Linked DNA regions of Homo sapiens: region 1 is linked to region 2. The links are chromatin contacts, found by Hi-C or POLR2A ChIA-PET in ENCODE. All regions are on one chromosome and are shown on one strand. Each heading gives the region's core, a stretch centred on a gene start or an enhancer-like site at or near the end of the contact. The rest is flanking DNA. Distances are from core to core; before and after follow the strand shown.

Region 1 (4,381 bases), core at 1,637-4,136, 170 kb before region 2:
CCTTCTCTCTCTCTTTGCACCCAGGCTCAGCTGGCTCATGGCTCGTACTGGAGGGACCGGGCCCATGGTTGGCCACCCTGGGTTCCTCCCGTCTCCCGTTCATGGTCGCACACACCTTGAGGGCACCCAAACGGTGTGCCCATCTCCTGTAGAAACACAAGCATGCTCTCTTCCCCATGTCAGTAAATCCACCGGACTTTTCCATTGTCCTTCTTCCAGGGATTTCCATAACACTTTCAGATAAACTTTCCTCTTTTCCTCTAACACTTGTCAATGTCTTTCTGCTGGAGTCTTACCATCCGGACCAGGAGCCAAAAAAATTTAAAGTAAATAAAAATAATAAAAAGTTCTGATTGAGGTGGTAAGTGGCCTCCTATACCCCCTTTTTGTTTTTTCAACATGTGTTGTAATGTTTGATGTGCCTGCTCTATAATGCCTTGTCCTCTAGGATTATAAGGAATTTCTATTTTATGGGTTATAGCCCAAAGCTGTAAGAAATTTTGAAAAGCATGGCCAGTATAAGTGGGTCCATTGTTAGTTTTTAATTGTTTAGGTATTCCCATATGAGCAAATGATGACAGATGATGTCACCATACATGACCAGCTGTCTCACCTGTTTGGCATGTAGCATGCAGCATTTGAGAATAAGTGAAATAAATTAAGCAGTTCTGGGTCTAGTGTACTTTTAACTGTAGCAGTTTCTACGCGACTGGCTACATTTACAACATAAGCTGAATCACAGACAATGTTGATAGGATCTGAAGCTGTGAGCTGTAAAACCTGAATGACTGCAGTTAGCTCTGAATGTTGAGCTGAAACCCCAGAGGTCGTTATTGTTTTGGGACCTTTTTGGAATCACAAATACTGGAGAATTCCAGGGGCTAACTGACTTTTCTTTTTTTTTTTGAGACAGTCTCGCTCTGTCGCCCACGCTGGAGTAAAGCTCTGTCTCCCGGGTTCATGCCATTCTCCTGCCTCAGCCTCCCAAGTAGCTGGGACTACAGGCGCCTGCAACCATGCCCAGCTATTTTTTTTGTATTTTTAGTGGAGACGGGGTTTCACTGTGTTAGCCAGGATGGTCTCGATCTCCTGACCTCGTGATCCTCCCGCTTGGGCCTCCCAAAGTGCTGGGATTACAGGCGTGAGCCACCGCGCCCGGCCTGCTAACTGACTTTTCTATATGTCCTGTGTTCAATTGCTCTTTTACCAACAGATGAAGTTCATCTAGCTTCTTTTGTGATAGGGGCCATTGATCCACCCACACAGGTTTGTCACTGAGCCATTCTAATGGTAAGGCAGTGGGCAAAGGAGAAATATCAAATATCAATGACCCCCCCGTCAGAAATCCTTGTGTCCTAGCCCTTTTCTATCTGTTTTTCCAGTTACTGATATCGGGTTAGGATTTCATTGTAGAAATTTCCCTAAACCTTTTTCACTCTGATATCCCATGTTCTTCAACATTTTAAATCCTGGATTATCAAAGTTTTCATTTGTAAGTCTCCTATCCCATGCTGTAAGTCTCGACCCCATAAATTGATGGCTATATTTGCAACATAAGGCTGCAAAGTCCAGAGCAAGCTTAAAGTTGTAAAAGTTCTTTAATAAATAAACAGAGTAACCTGATAGGACGGGCGCGGTGGCCCACGCCTGTAATCCCAGCACTTTGGGAGGCCGAGGCGAGCGGATCACGAGGTCAGGAGATCCAGACCATCCTGGCTAACACAGCGAAACCCCGTCTCTACTAAAAATACAAAAAATTAGCCGGGCGCGGTGGCAGGTGCCTGTAGTCCCAGCTACTCGGGAGGCTGAGGCAGGAGAATGGCGTGAACCCGGGAGGCGGAGCTTGCAGTGAGTGGAGATCGCACCACTGCACTCCAGACTGAGCGACAGAGCGAGCCTCCGTCTCAAAAATAAATAAATAAATAAATAAACAGAGTAACCTTAGCTCTCTGAGTGCTAGTAAACTCAGATCGAGTGATTGAATTATGTGGTCTCTACTAGCCTGCTGCTTTTCCATGTTTACCAGACCCATCAGTAAACCGTGTTAAAGCCTTAGGTATGGGGGAGTGAAATACCGCTTCGAATTGCCTTTTACTTAAACGAATCCTGATGATATGAGGGTCATAACTTAGCATTTGGACTGCATTAATCATTAAGATTGCTAGCTGAAATAGTAATAAGTTTAAAAAGAAAATCTGAACGCGTCTCTAGAAGCAGAGACTTAAATGATATACTTTAACCATGTGCTTAAAACCACGGGCGGAATAGCTTAAATCTTGTAATTGAGTTTTTGGGCTGACCAAGTTTATGGACTTTAATCTGGCAAACAGTCTTGAAAACAGTGACTCACTGGCTGGGGAACTCAATTTAGGACTCTTTTAGCAAGTACAAATCACACTATCTGTAATCAGTGGGTAAGACAGTCATTCATGCATAAGTTTTCACTACACTTACAACTTTTCTTCACTTTCTGAGAAGGACACAACATTTTTACCTTCTAATTTGACAAATATCATTTAATTAGGTTTAAAGTTCTCCTTTAAAGGGTAATGTGTGGTTTTACATGCCTAGCTTTTAATTACTCATTAATGAATTCGTGGGCCCTCTGTAATCTCTTTCCCTTCAGAGGTTACTGTTTTACTTAAATTGAATTTGGAAAGCTACCTTAGGGGTAGGAGAGAGATAACAGTGGCCATTATTAGAAAAGAGGTTTTTCAAATTCTTACATTTTACTTAAATCTTAGCAGAGAATCATAGTCTGGGACGTACGTAACACATGAACTTTTGCTATGGGCTGCTCACAGAGCCAGAGGGCTGCGGTGCAGGTCCTTGGCGGCGGCCGCATTGTACTTGCTCAGGTTTTGCCTGTGTCTGCGCCGCTCCCTCCCTCCTTTGCCGGGGGTGGGGCATGCTGCCAGCCTGGGCGGACCTTGTGGGCTTGGTCGCTGCCAGCTTTTCTGCTGCTGAACCTTCTATTCCGCCCACCGCTTGCTTGGTCGCGCGGTTTCGGCTTCTAATGCCTTTTTTCTTTCTTTTTTTTTGAGACGGAGTTTTTGCTCTTGTTGCCCAGGCTGGAGTGCAATGGCGCGATCTCGGCTCACCGCAACCTCCGCCTTCCAAGTTCAAGCGATTCTCCTGCCTCAGCCTCCCGAGTAGCTGGGATTACAGGCACTTGCCACCACGCCCGGCTAATTTTGTATTTTTAGTAGAGACAGGGTTTCTCCATGTTGCTCAGGCTGGTTTCGAACTCCCGACCTCAGGTGATCTGCCCACCTCAGGTGATCTGCCCGCCTCAGCCTCCCAAAGTGCTGGGATTACAGGCATGAGCCACCTCGCCCGGCCTTTCTTATCTTTTTACAGACATACACCTGCTTGCCTTGCCGATTTTGCATTACTGAGCAGGTTAAGAGCTCTCCTTCTAATGCTGCCTGCTCAAGACAGGGACTGATAGCTGTAGCGTATCCTCTGTCCTTTTTCCTATCTATTGGAGGAGGAGGCTTAGGTAAGACCTCTGTTTCCTCTTTGTTATTTTTGGCCCAGTGATATTGGGGCTGAGGGAAGAGAAGGTGATAAGGCAGGTGACGTTTTCTCCTCCTTCCTCTTTTTAGGCTCTTCTGTGTGTAAACTGAGCCAGGACTGCTCTAATTAAAGCCCATAACGTTAAAGATTTTACTGGGACCTGATGCCTTTGCACCTGATGTTGTTCAAGATTTCTCCCCACTCATTCCCAGAGTTCTAAGCCTAGCGTTCCTTCTTCCGGGAACCATGGGCTTATGTACTCCATTATTGACCACACTAGTTTTTAATTCCTTCAACAACTTAAATTCTAGTGGGGTGTGTTCATGAATAAACTGCTGTGGATTATTTGAATCGGGCCTTACGGAAATAGGAAAAGTGCAAGGTCCTAAGGGCTCTCCAGCTATGGCAGCAGAGCATAAAGTTGTTTGTTTTGGGGTCTCTATTTCTGCTACTGAAGGAGGCAGTACAGATGTTTCTGCGATTGGAGGAGGCGGTATAGGCCAATTTTTATCCTCCCTCACCTGTTTTTTATTTTCAGTTGGCGCTGTGGGTGGGACAACAGATTCTTTCAGATTTTTAGACTCAGCCTGCTGTCCCGCAGAATAATAAGGAGCTAATGGCAGAAGTACAGTATGAACTAAACTCCAAGTGGAGAAAACTGAAGAATCAACTTTAAAACCTTTTTGATGAGCCTGTTTTAATCCTTCTCCTGCTCTGTCCCAATTTTCCGCATCAAGAGTGCCTGCCTGTGGAAACCATGGGTGATGCGTGAATAACCATTTGTGGCTTCTGCAGGAGGTTAGTTAGTGCCTGCGAATTAACCTGAGCTCCAGACTGTCTCAACAGAAACTTAAGCAAGTGC
Region 2 (4,110 bases), core at 1,003-3,502:
ATGTCTTCTTTTTCAATTCTGGTTTTGTTCATTTGAATCTTCTTTTTTTTCTTGGTTAGTCTAGCCAGCAGTTTATTACTTTTGTTGATATTTTCAAAGAACCAACTTTTTGTTTCGTTTATCATTTGTGTTGTTTTTTAGTCTTGATTTTGTTTAATTCTGCTCTGATCTTTGTTATTTCTTTTCTGCCAACTTTGGATTTGTTTTGTTCTTGTTTTCCTAGTTCCATGGGGTACCATGTTAGGTTGTTAATTTGTTACTTTTTTGACAGAGGCATATAATTCTATAAACTTCCCTCTTAGCATGACTTTTCCTATATCCCAGAGGTTTTGATATGTTGTGTTGCCATTTTTGTTCATTTCAAACAAAATTTTTATTTTCTGTTTTTATTTCTTCTTTGACTCAGAGATCATTCAGGAGCACATTGTTTAATTTCCATGTATTTATACAGTTTTCAAAGTTCCTCTTGGTATTGATTTTTAGTTTTATTCAGCAGTCTGAGAAGATGCTTGAAATGATTTTGACTTTAAAATTTGTCGAGACTAGTTTTGTGGCCTAACATATGGTCTACCTTGGAGAATGTTTCACGTACTGATGAGAAGAATGTATATTCTGCAGTTGTTGGGTTCTGTAAACGTCTGTTAGCTCCATTTGGTCCAAAGTCCAACTTAAGTCCAATTTTTTTGTTGATTGTCTGTCTTGATGATATATCTACTACTGTGTGTGAGGTGCTGAAGTCCCATACTATTATTGTATTGCTATCTATATCTTTCTTTAGGTCTAGAAATATTTGCTTTATTAATTTGGCCTCTCCAATGTTGGATGCATATATATTTAGTATTACTATATTATCTTGCTGAATTGATTCTGTTATCAGTATCTCATGATCTTCTTTGTCTTTTTGTACTGTTTTTTATTTAAAGTCTATTTTATCTGATACAACTATCACAACTCTTGCTGAAGCACAGTGGCGAGATCATAGGTCACTGAAGCTTCAAACTCCTGGGCTCAAGATCTTCCCACCTCAGCCTCCCGAGTAGCTGGGACTACAGGTTCAGGACACCACGCACTGCTAATTTTTAAATTTTTAGTACAGACGAGGTGTGGCTCCGTTTTCCAGGATGATGAACTCCTGGGTTCAAGCAGTCCTCCCGCTTCAGCCTCCAAAAGGGTTGGGATTATAGGCGTGAGCCCCCGCACCCTGCCTGCAAGTCTTTTAATTCACTTCAATTATCTTAGAATTTTCCTTCCCCACTTTATACATACGTACAGTGGAACTGAGGGTGTTTGTCTCAGGTAACCGATCAATGAAGTGAATAACCTGTAGGGGGCAGCAGAGCCTAAGGCCAGTGACACCCTGCTGAGGCCAGTCTGGAGCCGGCAAAGGGAGGGAAAGGGAGCTCCCCTGGGTGTTTCCCGGGCAGCCTGCCCTCTACTGCAGGTGGCCTCCAGCTGCTCAGAACAGCTGCGGAAGGAATGTGGATCCTGAGAAGCTACAGAGCCCTGGAAAGCAGGAGACTCACGTGCAGGTGCACTTTGTGTAGGGGGGTTGGGGGGAGGTTCTGTCCTTACTGGGGCTGTACCTAGAGCCTAGGGACGTTTTGCGGGGGCAGTGTTTGGTTTTTACGTGCAAAGGGTCCCGGCGACAGACTGTAATTTGTACATACAAAGATAATCTGTGAAGATCAGGCTCAGTAAGATTTGTCTGACATGTCACCTGGAGAAAGGGTTTGTGAAGGTAATAGTTTACTTAGGTTAGAAGCTTAAACTGACCCCAGGTGAGAACTTCTGCTGGTGAAAATGAAGTCTAGGGGGAGGAAGCGGTTCCATATTCAGGGGTGGGACGGGGGGAGTGTGAGGAAGTCTCATCCCCAATTCCCGCCCTGTAGAGGACACCTGCCTCTCCCTCCTGGTGCAGTCTTGCCTGGCCTGGCCTGGCCTGGATTTCCTTCCTGCTATGAGGCAAAGGAATGACTCCATTGAACACCGAGTCTGGAATTCCCAGCACACATTTCTGAAAGATCGAGGAAGCTAACAGTGCCCCTTCTAACAATAAGTAGCAAGTTTGGCTGAAATGCAGATAGCCAACGACCAGGGCGCAGGGAGTGAGCTTAGCCTTAGAAAGGCTGTAGCTAGGATTAATCAGCCGGGCTCTGCAGGGCTCCGTTACCCAGGGCTTACCCTGTCACTCAGGGCTGAGGGGCGGAGCCTGGAACCCCATCCAATCAGGGGCCCTGGGACGGGGCCCTGCCAACTGTCAATCCGGGGAAGCAGAAGGCCGCACTCAGAGTCTCTGCACTCCTTTGTTGCTGGGGTCCGTTGCGTTCTGCATCCAGTCCTTGCTGCTCCGAGAGGCCCCAGGTGCCTCCGCCACGGCTCCTGTGACGCTGTCACCTGCGCTGTGACCTGCTCCGGAGTCATAAAGAGGACGCCGGGACACCAAGAAGCAGGGAAATGGTAAAGTGCCCGGCCTAGCGTCCAGATACGTGGAAGAGGGGCTGGGTGGAACCAACAGGATCCTGCTGTGGCGGGACCCAGGCCTCCGCTCGGGCGACCCCGGCGATTGGGACCCGCGTCCCCCATGGCGTGGCTTGGCCCTCGGTCCGCTCGGCCGCCAGGTGGGGCTGGGCCCGCAGCTGGGACCCCGGGCGTCCTGTCCCGTCCCTACGCGGCGACTGCGGCCCCGGCCCCGGAGTCCTCTCTGGGCAGCTCCGCGCCCGCAGCCCGGCGTCTTCCCAGATTGTGCGGGGGCCACGGGAGGGTCATGGGGGGTCGGATGTGTCCCGCCTTTCTTCTGCTAAAAATTAAACTGAGGCTCTGTTAACAGTTAAAGAGTTTGTTGGAGCAACAGCGATTCCGAGTGAGAAACACCCGGTCATGGCTTGTGATTGAAGAAAAGGCTTTTATAAGTTGCATGAGGAGGCAAACAGGATTAAATACTTGATTAGTTACAGTGATGCTGTCGCCGTATGTGGACTTGTCAACCTGAAATAAAAGAATCAGATTCCAGTTTTTTAAAGTTTACTCAAGCAAGAAGCTGGGAATGGCCCATTTGGGAAAACACAGGATCCACGGAAATGGGCTCAGTGTTTCAAATTTAAAAGTTTAAGTTCTTGCTTATATAGGCAAGAAATTTAACAGGATTACAACGTTTTTTATACAAGGCTAGTTTGTGAGGCACAACAATTTAATCAGAGTTTGGCCCGCCCCCCTCCCCCCGCCCCCATAGAGCTTTTTTTTTTTTTTCTTTACATTTGGGTTTCATTTCCTTTCCAATTTAAAAGAGTATATTTAACATTCCAGCGTAAGGCAAGGTGATGCCAGCGTGGACAACATGGCGAGACCCCGTCTGTACAAAATATTTTAAAAAATTAGTCGGGTATGGCCGGGCGCGGTGGCTCACGTCTACAATCCCAGCACTTTGGGAGGCCGAGGCGGGCGGATGACGAGGTCAGGAATTCGAGACCATCCTGGCCAACATGGTGAAACCCCGACTCTACCAAAAATACAAAAATTAGCTGGGCGTGGTGGCACGTGCCTGTAATCCGGCTACTCGGGAGGCTGAGGCAAGACAATCGCTTGAACGCAGGAGGCGGAGGTTGCGTGAGCCGAGATGGTGCCACTGCACTCCAGCCTGGCGACAGAGCGAGACTCTGTTAAAAAAAAAAAAAATTAGTCAGGTATGATGGCCGCTTCTGTAGTTAGTCTGGAGGCTGAGGCAGGAGAATTGCTTGAGCCCAGGAGGTGAAGGCTGCATCAACGACAGTATTGAATTTACAGCTAATAGGCAAGGTGAGGGAGAGGATGGAAGTTGGTTTAGTGTCAAGAATTAGGGAAGAGATTGTCAAACGTAGGGAAAAGGGACTTGATTGGATATCAGGTTTGGGGGAATTTTCTCTAAACTCCCTTAGAAGGGTTTTTGCTACCACAGGGCTCTGCAGGAAAAGGCCAAAGTCTACTCAAGAAGAGGGGGGCTCTGAGGAGCCTGACTAGTTTGATCAAAGAGGGAGTTTTTGGGACCCCTCTCCCAGCCTAGTTCTTCCCAGGTATGACAGTAAATCCCTAAATTTCTGGTTTTCTCCTCACATTCAAAAACACCAACTTCCCCTC

Evidence for each region. A loop is a pair of places that touch in the nucleus more often than their neighbours do. ChIA-PET counts read pairs that join two places held with the same protein, here RNA polymerase II (POLR2A). Pooled maps may share reads with other maps.
Region 1: a pooled map shows a loop between it and region 2 (4-fold over the local background). The contact joins the enhancer-like site here to the promoter of ZNF491 in region 2. A Hi-C loop is called at or near these places in 5 of 50 pooled maps. POLR2A ChIA-PET finds 5 or more read pairs at or near these places in 3 of 52 experiments (HEK293 and WTC11).

The regions. Positions count from the first base shown.
Region 1 is chr19:11,621,910-11,626,290 of GRCh38, forward strand. No RefSeq gene overlaps it. Among named protein-coding and RNA genes, the nearest start is that of ZNF627, 27 kb to the left of the region's middle. RefSeq lists an enhancer at 1,729-2,229. Within about 2 kb of position 2,887, at least 13 of the 41 ENCODE cell types and tissues checked have a DNase peak (open chromatin) inside an H3K27ac peak, as active enhancers do.
Region 2 is chr19:11,796,271-11,800,380 of GRCh38, forward strand. It overlaps ZNF491 (zinc finger protein 491), which reads left to right and starts at 2,253. Exons shown (of 3, transcript NM_152356.4): 1 at 2,253-2,457. RefSeq lists a silencer at 1,245-1,414 and enhancers at 1,508-2,019, 2,245-2,344, 2,355-2,514.